Regions from separate parts of the Homo sapiens genome. Here region 1 is linked to region 2. A link is an interaction called in ENCODE POLR2A ChIA-PET data of the cell type or tissue named here. Cell type or tissue: B cell. All regions are shown on one strand.

Region 1 (5,000 bases), 120 kb after region 2:
ATTTGTTTGGCTAGAGCAGAGCATTCTTTGTTCTTGAAAGTGAGTTGTGAGAAATGGAGCATTTGGGAGGGAGTTGGGGGTGCTGGAAGGGGCCTTGTGGGGAGCCTGCGGGGCCTCAGGCTTTGTGTGAGTCTGGGAGTTTTAGTGCAGCATTTACCGGATTACTAGCAAATTCAGGAAATGAGCCTGTTTCCTCCTATTATAGAGCCTAATCCTTTATTCATTAAATGGAGTATTTACTCAGCCTTAAAATGTTCAGCGTGGGGGGTTAGAAAAGAAGGGAGCCCACAGCTGCTGAGAGCCCACTGTGTGCTGACACTAGGCTGGAGGCTTCTCCTACGTTTTCTCTTTTAATGCTCCCAACCTCCCTCTCTGCCCCATTTCACAGATGGAGAAGGAAAGGCAAGTGACTTGTCCAGAGCCACTCTGTCAAAAGGGGACTTGAGTCCTCAGGGCTGTTGACTCCAAAGCTGACAAGCAGGTAACCACATTGGGGTTTTCTCCAGGACATGAGAATTCCTTTGTCCTGTGTATCACATCGAGCACCTGGGCTGATGACCCTTCTGCATGGTGTACCCACCTCACAGCCTGAGCTTATCCTCAGCTACATCCACTATGCCCAGAGACACTGATGAATGCATCTGGGAGTCTGGAGGGAGGGGTCCACTTGTGAGTTGAGGCCCCATTTGTACCCGCTCCACCAGGACTGAGGACAGGAAGTCACGCCTAGGAGAACCAAGACGGGGTTGACACCAATGGTACCCACAGAGCATCCTTGTCCCAACTGTCACCACCATCCCCCTCCTCCTCCTCACACCTGCATCTCCAGCAGTTATTGAGCGCTTGCAACATACCCGGTGCTCTCTCAGCACTTTACATACATCATCTCCTGGAACTATCCCAAAGCTTTTTTGAAGCAGGTGCCATTATCCTCCCCATTTTGTAGATGGGAAAGCTAAGAAATGACCATGGAGGCCGAGGTCACAGCAAGGGGCTTGTCCCTGTAAGGTCTATACACTCATCCCCATTTCCTTTTCCCTCTTTAATTTTCTTTTTTATTTTTGGAGACAGGCTCTCACCCTGTTGCCCAGGCTGGAGTGCGGTGACGTGATCATGGCTCACAGCAGCCTTGACCTCTGAGGCTGAAGCAATCCTCCCGCATCAGTCTCCCGAGTAGCTGGGACCACAGCTACCATGCCTAGCTAATTTTTGTATATTTTTGTAGAGACAGGGTCTCACCATGTTGCTCAGGCTTGTCTCAAACTCCTGAGCTCAAGCCATCCACCCTCCTCAGCCTCCCAAAGTGCTGGAATTAAGGCGTGTACCACCATGCCTGGCCCATGCCCCATTTTAAAAATGAGTAAATTTAACCTTCGAGAGGTTGCCCACTAATCTCACATGGCTGGCAAGTGGCTGAGTTGGGATCTGAACTCAAGTTCTGTCTGACTACCATGGATGGGCTGAGCACTGCTGTGAAGGATAATTGTTGAGTTAAAGAAAACCTTTGGAGAAGTGATTTGGCCTTGTGGATCTTTCCCTGAGCACAATTTCCAGCATGTTCCTGAGAAAGCTTAGGATCCTCTTTGTTGGAATAAGCGCAGGTCCTTCCTCGGGGCATCTATGCCCACTAACGTCACAGTCATCCTCCACTCCCACTTTTTCCCCTTTCCCGAAAACATCTCATATGGGGCTCCGAGCAAGCCCTGGGAGGAGCTGCTTCCTGGGTGACTGTGTCCCCCGGAGGAATGTACACCTGCAGCAAGACGAGTGGGACATTTTTGAAGCCTCAGGCCACACACATTGTCCCCAAGACAAGGCTGATGCGGCTAGTAAGCCTCTTGTTTTTGAAGGTCACAAACAACAAAAACATGGAAACTCAGAATGGAAGGGGGCCCATGAGAGCAATCTTGAGGCATAACAACAGCTGCAGAAGGTGACTGCAGGGAAGCGGACTGTGCTCCTATTCTTTATGTTCTGTTTTTAGCTGTGTTTTTCAGAGCAAGTAGGTACCATGGTGATAGGTACCATAGAAATAGATGGAGCGCACCACCCAGCACGGGGCTGCCAAGCTGTTCCCCTGGAAATGCACCGAGAGCTGCCAGGGAGAGCCCAGGGACTCTGCTTCCTGGGGCCTGTCAGCTGCACGGCCAGGGAAGAAGTCCCCTGTAGAATGGTCCCCAGAGGCTTCTCACTGTCTTGCTGTCATTGTCCAAGGTCCCTGATGGTGCATCCTCCTCCTGGAGCACCTGTGGCCTTCCTCTCTGAGTCCTCAGGAAACTCACTTAAGGGGGTTTGCCTTTGCCTAGTGAAGCAATTATCTTGGCCAACAGTGACCTCAAAAGTAGCACTGCCAGCATTCCTGTCTCCATAGTTAGGAGTGCGTGGTCCTCATCCTGCCTGGATGTGGCACTGTCACTGGTTTTATGCAATGTCATAAAGAATTTGTGGGGCAGGAGCTGAGTTCTGAACATTTGGTAATCAGGAATACTCATAAAATGAAATTTCAGAGGATCTAACCCAGAAAGCCGAGCAAGGTAGGGCATAACCACGTCTGATATGGTGGTTTTCAGTTTGTGAAGCCACAGGCAGTACAGAATAGGGCCCAGCCTCAACTATTTTTGGATGCAGCTTGAATGGACTGAAAGACCCTTTGAAACAAGTGCTGGAACCATCCCGTAGCACTTACATAACCATCTCTGCAAGGCTGTTGATAGATGAATGTAAATGAACCTAGGCAGAGCTTAGCTCATTTTTATTTAGATTTAGACCAATTTCATGTCTTCTGAAACGTAACCCATATATACACACACTAAATCTAACTCTTTTATTTTAGGCCTAGCATGAGAGGATCAAGTTGAAAGGGCATCTGTTATTATATCTGTCCCATCATATCTGCTTCTGTGATGGCTTTATTATGTACATTTCTTTCTATACATTTGTGCTCTCAGGTGGCATTCTTCTTCAGAGCAGGGCAAGTGTAATTCTGGACCAATGTGTGATTCTGAGACCAGACCAACCAACTGAAGGTAATTTTATTCTCAATTAAAGAAACACAGACGGGGCGCAGTGGCGCACGTGAGCCTGTAGTCCCAGCACTTTGGGAGGCTGAGGCAGGTGGATCACTTAAGGTCAGGAGTTCAAGACCAGCCTGGCCAACATAGTGAAACCCCATTTCTACTAAAAATACAAAAATTAGCCAGGTGCAGTGGCACGCACCTGTAATCCCAGCTACTTGGGAGGGTGAGGCAGGAGAATCGCTTGAACTAAGTAGGTGGAGGTTACAGTGAGCCAAGATTGCACCGCTGCACTCCAGCCTGGATGGCAGAGTAAATCTCTGTCTCAAAAAAGAAAGATACACACATCTCTAACAAAGGATTTTTTTTTTTTCTTGAGACAGGATCTCTCTCCATCACCCAGGCTGGAGTGCAGTGGCTCCATCTCGGCTCACTGCAACCTCCACCCCCAAGGCTCAAGCGATATTCCTACCTCAGCCTCCCAAGTAGCTGGGACCACAGGTGTGTACCACCATGCCTGGCTATTTTTTTGTATTTTTAGTAAAGACAGGGTCTCACCATTTTGCTCAGGCTGGTCTCGAACTCCTGAGCTCAAGCGATCCACCCACCTTGGCCTCTCAAAGTGCTGGGATTATAGGCATGAGCCACTGTGCCTGGCTAGGAATTTATTTTAACAACCAAAAACTTAAAACTCAATAACATCATTAACTCATAAATTATTGTTTAGTTACAGATTACGAAAATGATAGAACCAGAAGGTGCTAACAAAATGTCTGTCCTGCATGTGTGGCATTTGACATGAAGAAACTGAGGCCCTTGCTGGGCGCAGTGGCTCATGCCTGTAACCCCAGCACTTTGGGAGGCCAAGGCAGGAGGATCACTTGAGCTCAAGAGTTCAAGACCAGCCTTGGACAAGATAGTGAAACCTTGTCTCTACCAAAAAAATACAGAAGTTAGCCAGGCATGGTGCAGTGTACCTGTAGTAGCAGCTACTGAGGAAGCTGAGGTAGGAGGATCGCTTGATCCCAGGAGGTCAAGGCTGCAGTAAGCCGTGATTGTGCCACTGCACCCCAGCCTGGGCGACAGAGTGAGACCCTGTCTCAAAAAAAGAAAAGTAAAGGCTACGCGCGGTGGCTCATACCTGTAATTTCAGCACTTTGGGAGGCCGAGGCGGGTGGATCACCTGAGGTGGGGAGTTTGAGATCAGCCTGACCAACATGGAGAAACCCCGTCTCTACTAAAAATACAAAATTAGCCAGGCGTGGTGGCGCATGCCTGTAATCCCAGCTACTCGGGAGGCTGAGGCAGGAGAATCACTTGAACCCGTGCGGCGGAGGTTGCTGTGAGCCGAGATGGTGCCATTGCACCCCAGCCTGGGCAACAAGAGCGAAACTCTATCTCAAAAAAAAAAAAAAGAAAAGAAAAGAAAAGAAAGAAACTGAGGCCCAAAGAGTTTGCATACTTTGCTATTAGTTCAGCCTGTCTTCTGTGTATGCAGGTGGTGTCTCTAGGTCGTTATCACTCTGGCAAATTCTCTCCCAGTGATGGAGATGTGTGGAGCCCCCAGTCTCTCCAACCAGGGAGTGGTGCTCATGGTGACCCTGAAGTAGGCTTGTGGGTCAGGCCGTTGGTTGAGCTGTGCAGTGCCAGAAGTAGCTAAACATCCTTAAAGGAACTGCCTAGTTTATCATTAGGACTAACCATGGAACCGATGACTCAGCGTTTACTGTTGGCAGTATCATACACTCAACCTGCATGTAGATTTCGTGCATCATATTTTGTGGTTACAGGAATTTGGCCTGATGGACCCGTTGCAGAAACTCTGTACTAAATAAGCAAACACGTGTGCTCTAGTTTTACAGGCCAAGCAAACTGTGAAACAGAAGGGTTGGCCTTTCTTGCCCTTAGCAGTCATACCTTGGACTTTTGCCACTTGGTTGGGTTGCTTTATTTGGCTAAGTAACTAAAAGCAGATTTACTTTGAAG
Region 2 (5,000 bases):
CCATTTGTGTTTATGTGGGTGTGTGTGTGTGTGTGTGCATGTACACGTGTGTGTGTATGGCCCTCCATGTCCATGGGTTCCAAATCTGTGAATTCAACCAATTATAGATTTAAAATATTCAAAAAAAGTGATGAAACATAATGATACAACAATAAGAAATAATACAGTATAACAATAATTTACATACAATTTACATTGTATTAGGTATTTAAAGTAATGTAGAGATGATTTAAGGTATGTAGGAGGATGTATAGATTATATGCAAATACTATGCCAATTTATATAAGGGACTTGAGCATCCACAGATTTTGGTATCTATAGGGGATCCTGAAACCAATCTCCTATGGATGCTAAGGAATGACTGTGTGTGTGTGTGTGTGTGTGTGTGTGTGTGTGTGTGTGTGTGTGTGTTTATATGTGTATGTGTATGTATATATCCTATTGTGTGTGTGTGTGTGTGTGTGTGTGTGTGTGTGTGTTTATATGTGTATGTGTATGTATATATCCTATTGGTCCTGGTCTCTGGAGAAGCCTAATACATTATTACAGCACTTTTTCCTTGAGTATAAAATCCAGTATATAATCAAGTATATAATCAGATATTGCCTTTATTTTGTCATGTCTCTTAGGTCTCATTTCATCTGGAAGTTTCTCAATTTCTGTCTTTTAGGACTGACTTTGTTGAGGAATATTGTTTTTTATTTAAATATAATTTTTTGTTTCACTGGCACTTCATCATCATTCAGGTTATGCATGTTCAATACTTAGGTGATGTGTGCTTTGCAGGTATCCAAACCCGAAGCATACAACATCAGTCTGTCCCTCATTAATGACATTAGATTTATCATCCAGTTAAAGTGATGTCCAGTTTATCCACTGTATAGGTGGATAAAGCAATAGGGAAATAAAGCAATCCATAGGGACACATTTTAGGGCATGAAAAATACGCTGTTCTTCATCAAAATGTCCTATCTAGATTGAGCATTCACTGACAATTCTTGCCTGAACTAATCCTTACTATAATGGTTACAATGGAGTAACTTTCTGACTCTTCCACTTCTTCCAAGTTTATCAGTCAGCATTGCACCACAGAGAAGAGACCTCCCTTATTCCTGCTTAGATATCTACCTATCTATTAGGCTACTCATGAATCACCATTTTTTTCAATGCTTTAATACTCATTCTTGGTCAGGCACAATGACTCACACCTGAAATCCCAGCACTTTGGGAGGCTGAAGCAGGAGGATTGCTTGAGCCCAGGAGTTCAAGACCAGGCTGGGCAACACAGTAAGATCCGTCTCTATTTCAATTTAAAAAAATAAGCCAGGCATGGTGGTTCTCGCGATTCTCCTGCCTCAGCCTCCTGAGTAGCTGGGATTACAGACACATGCCACCATGCCTGGTTAATTTTTGTATTTTTAGTAGAGACAGGGATTCATCATACTGGTCAGGCTGGTCTCTAACTCCTGACCTCAGGTGATCCGCCCACCTCAGCCTCCCAAAGTGCTGGGATTACAGGCATGAGCCACCACACCCAGCCTTTCCCTAATCATTTTAATGCACAAGTTGTCCCAGATTTGGTCACTGGAAGCACTTTCAAAAGCCGGCTCTGTGTCCTGACATGCCCCCTTTCTTTACTTTTCTTTTTCTTTCTCTCTTTCTATTTTTGAGAACTTCATTTGTTCTCTTACAAGTAGCCTTGATTCCTTTTAATGGGAAATAAGATCTTATGGAATCTTAATAGAAACCAAGATCTGGGCATCAGGTATGCTGCTTGCTACTGAGGTACCTTGCCTTCTAGGCTCTTTCATGAACAGAGCTAGGACATACATATTTAGATCATATATTTATGCATATTTAGGTCATTTTATATACATTTAAATCTGGTGCACAAATATTTATGCTGTACATGAACTTATATTGTATACATATGTGGTATGCGTGTTTCATAATATTATAAGGAATGCCTTATTCAGTTGACTTGTAACCATTTGCTTTTAATTTCCTCATGCAGGAAACTATTTGAATGTGAAACTGACTTTAAACTTGTTTACTGATTGAAGTCATCCCAAATGAACCAAAAAGCATATAGCCAACTTACTCAGAACAAGAATATGATGTACAAGAATAATGATCAAATTGAATGGTGAAACCCAAATATTATAATGGGGATCCAATGGAATGTGAAGTATATCAATAATGTCCATGTCTCTACCTAGTATGAAAGCCTGGTCTGCTACCCATCACTAAACCACTTATGAAACAACCTGTCTGCTCACTTCTCTGTGTCTTTCCAATAAATATCAGAGTGGCAGCAACTAGAGGATGGTTGGTGGCAGTTAAAGCAGAAAAAAAAGGTTGAGCATCTAAGAATTCAGGTCCTACCTCAGTTTCCTACCACATTTTTAGACTGGAAATAAATGCCTGAATTTGAAAATGTTTACATGGTTTGCATGGTTTCTGATTCTGTTTCTGTGTGTTACATTTCAAGGAACTAGATGTTTGCTATGACTTCAAGTGAAATTGAAATTGAAACTAAAATCGGGAACAAGTATGCACATGTACTTATGCTCTTGCATACTTATGTAATTACAAATATATATTCAATATAATTTAAGATTTGTGTACTACTGTCCGGGCGTGGTTGCTCACACATGTAATCCCAGCACTTTGGGAGGCCGAGGCAGGCAGATCACCAGGTCAGGAGTTCGAGACCAGCTTAGCCAGCATGGTGAAACCCCATCTCTACTAAAAATGTAAAAATTAGCTGGGCATGGTGGCGCACGCCTGTAATCCCAGCTACTCAGGAGGCTGGGGCAGGAGAATCACTTGAACCGAGGAGGCGGAGGTTGTAGTGAGGTGAGATCACGCCACTGCACTCCAGCCTGGCAACAGAGTAAAACTCTATCTAAAAAAAAAAAAAAAAAAAAGATTTGTGTACTACTCTTCTACCTATGGGCCCATCCTTGTTCCTTAGTCTCAGCTCTACAAATAAGTATATTAAGTGCTCACCATCAGGTTGTTTTCTCAATCTGTTTGGATGAAATTCATTGTCTAGTAGATCCTCAGGGAGACTACCTGTGTAGGGTATTCTCTGAGCTCTTGAGTGCTCAAATTTTTTCTTTTTTTTTTTGGAGACAGAGTCTCACTCTGTTGCCCAGGCTGGACTGCAATGGTGTGATCTCCTCACTGCAACCTCTGCCTCCTGGGTTCAAGCGATTCTCCTGCCTCAGCCTCCCAAGTAGCTAGGACTACAGGCGTGCACCACCATGCCTGGCTAATTTTTGTATTTTTAGTAGAGATGGGGTTTCACCACGTTGGCCAGGCTGGTCTTGAACTTCTGACCTCATGATCCACCCACCTCGGCCTCCCAAAGTGCTGGGATTACCGGCATGAGCCACCGTGCCCAACCTCAAACTTTGTTTTATAGCCTTAATCTTGAAGGCAGTTAGTTGGATATAACTCTTGCTTTGTACTTTCTTTCCCTAAGTTTCTTTAAAAAAAAACCACCAACACAAAGTTGCTCCAGTGCTGCCTTGCTTTGTATGTCACTTTTAAGAAGTTGGATGCCAACCTAACTATCCTTCCGTTTATAATTTATTTTATCTTTTTGCCTAAAGCCCTGAGGATTTTTTAAAATATTAAAATCTAACAATATCACTCAATATTGAAGTCTAATAGTATTAATAGGATATATCTCAGAGCTGTTTGTTATGAGAACTGATAATTGTATCATTATCAATTTTCCCCAGTACCTAGTAAGCCATTTCAATGTGTATACTCAAGTCTTCTTTTATTCTCAGAATTACATTTGCTGAATAATTTTTCTTCTTTAAGGACTCCAGTTCTACATGTTACATTTTCTTTGCCTGTTCTCCATTTCAGCCACTTTTTCTCTGACATTTTTTCTTTCTGTATTTAATTAAGTGTTCCCCTGCTTTTCTTCAATGCCCTTATTAAATTTGTATTTAAATCTATTCTTCCTTGGAGAACTTGTAAATATATTCATCATTTCTGATACAATTCTGTCTTTTCCTTTTTTTTCCCAGAATCAATTGTCATTGTCATTTTTTTTCCAGAATCCATTTCCTCCCTTTTCTTGTCCATTTCTTTCTTCGTTTTTAATACCTGATTCCAGGTGTTATGTTTCTCTTTTTATATCATCTAATGCTTGTCTCAGGACATTTATTCAGTTTGGAGTATTATATTCCTGTTTTTTTTCTACATAATGGTTGGATTTGGAGGAATATTTTTATTTGCATTTTCTGTTTTCCTTTTACAGTAGTTTTGTAGTAATTTGTTCTATTTCTAGGCATTTATTACACAGCATTCTAAGTATAAAAAGTCACTAACAGTTTAGTGAGGTTCACTTTGTTTAATGAATGATAGAGAAAAACTAGTAATTTTTCCTGTTTCTGCAAAAATGTATAATTTTCTCTTTCTCTTCACTGGTCACATCTCCAAGGTACCAACCCCTTTTCTATTTATCTGATTCCCCTCTAAATGCAAGGCTTCTCAGAGGCTGCCCCTTCTGGTTCTGCTCACTTTAACACCCTTTTCCTTAGCCACAGGTGTAAACTAACAAGTCCCAGACCAGGGTTCTGTATTTTGGCACATATTGCTGACATTTTCTCTTTCTGAGAATGATTTCTGTATGTGTTTTGTCTAAAGTTTTGGGGACTCTCGCCTTTTTTTCATAGAGCCAATTTTTTTTTTAAATTTTTTTTGAGACCAAGTCTCGCTCTGTCACCCAGGCTGGAGTGCAGTGGTGTGATCTCAGCTCACTGCAACCTCTGCCTCCTGGGTTGAAGTGATTCTCCTGCCTCAGCTTCCCAATAGCTGGGACTACAGATGTGCATCACCATGCCAGTCTAACTTTTTTTTTTAGGGGGGATGGAGTCTCATTCAGTCGCCCAGGCTGGAGTGCAGTGGTACGATCTCGGCTCACTGCAACCTCAGCCCCCAGGGTTCAAGCAATTCTCCTGTCTCAGCCCCCCGAG

What was found. Peaks named below come from ENCODE experiments on the same cell type or tissue, not always from the same donor. Only the 100,000 strongest peaks of a DNase experiment are listed, where the experiment ranks them.
Region 1: POLR2A ChIA-PET joins it to region 2 with 8 read pairs; 5 of 35 experiments call an interaction of 5 or more read pairs at or near these places.

The regions. Positions count from the first base shown.
Region 1 is chr14:91,144,833-91,149,832 of GRCh38, forward strand. All of the region lies in intron 1 of DGLUCY (D-glutamate cyclase), which reads left to right. Among named protein-coding and RNA genes, the nearest start is that of SNORA11B, 21 kb to the left of the region's middle. In B cell, no CTCF peak of the experiment used is centred here; no DNase peak of the experiment used is centred here.
Region 2 is chr14:91,020,173-91,025,172 of GRCh38, forward strand. All of the region lies in intron 1 of RPS6KA5 (ribosomal protein S6 kinase A5), which reads right to left. Among named protein-coding and RNA genes, the nearest start is that of RPS6KA5, 38 kb to the right of the region's middle. RefSeq lists enhancers at 2,192-2,241, 2,252-2,371, 2,452-2,611. In B cell, no CTCF peak of the experiment used is centred here; a DNase peak (open chromatin) is centred at 2,509; H3K4me3 peaks cover 1,197 bases; H3K27ac peaks cover 4,203 bases.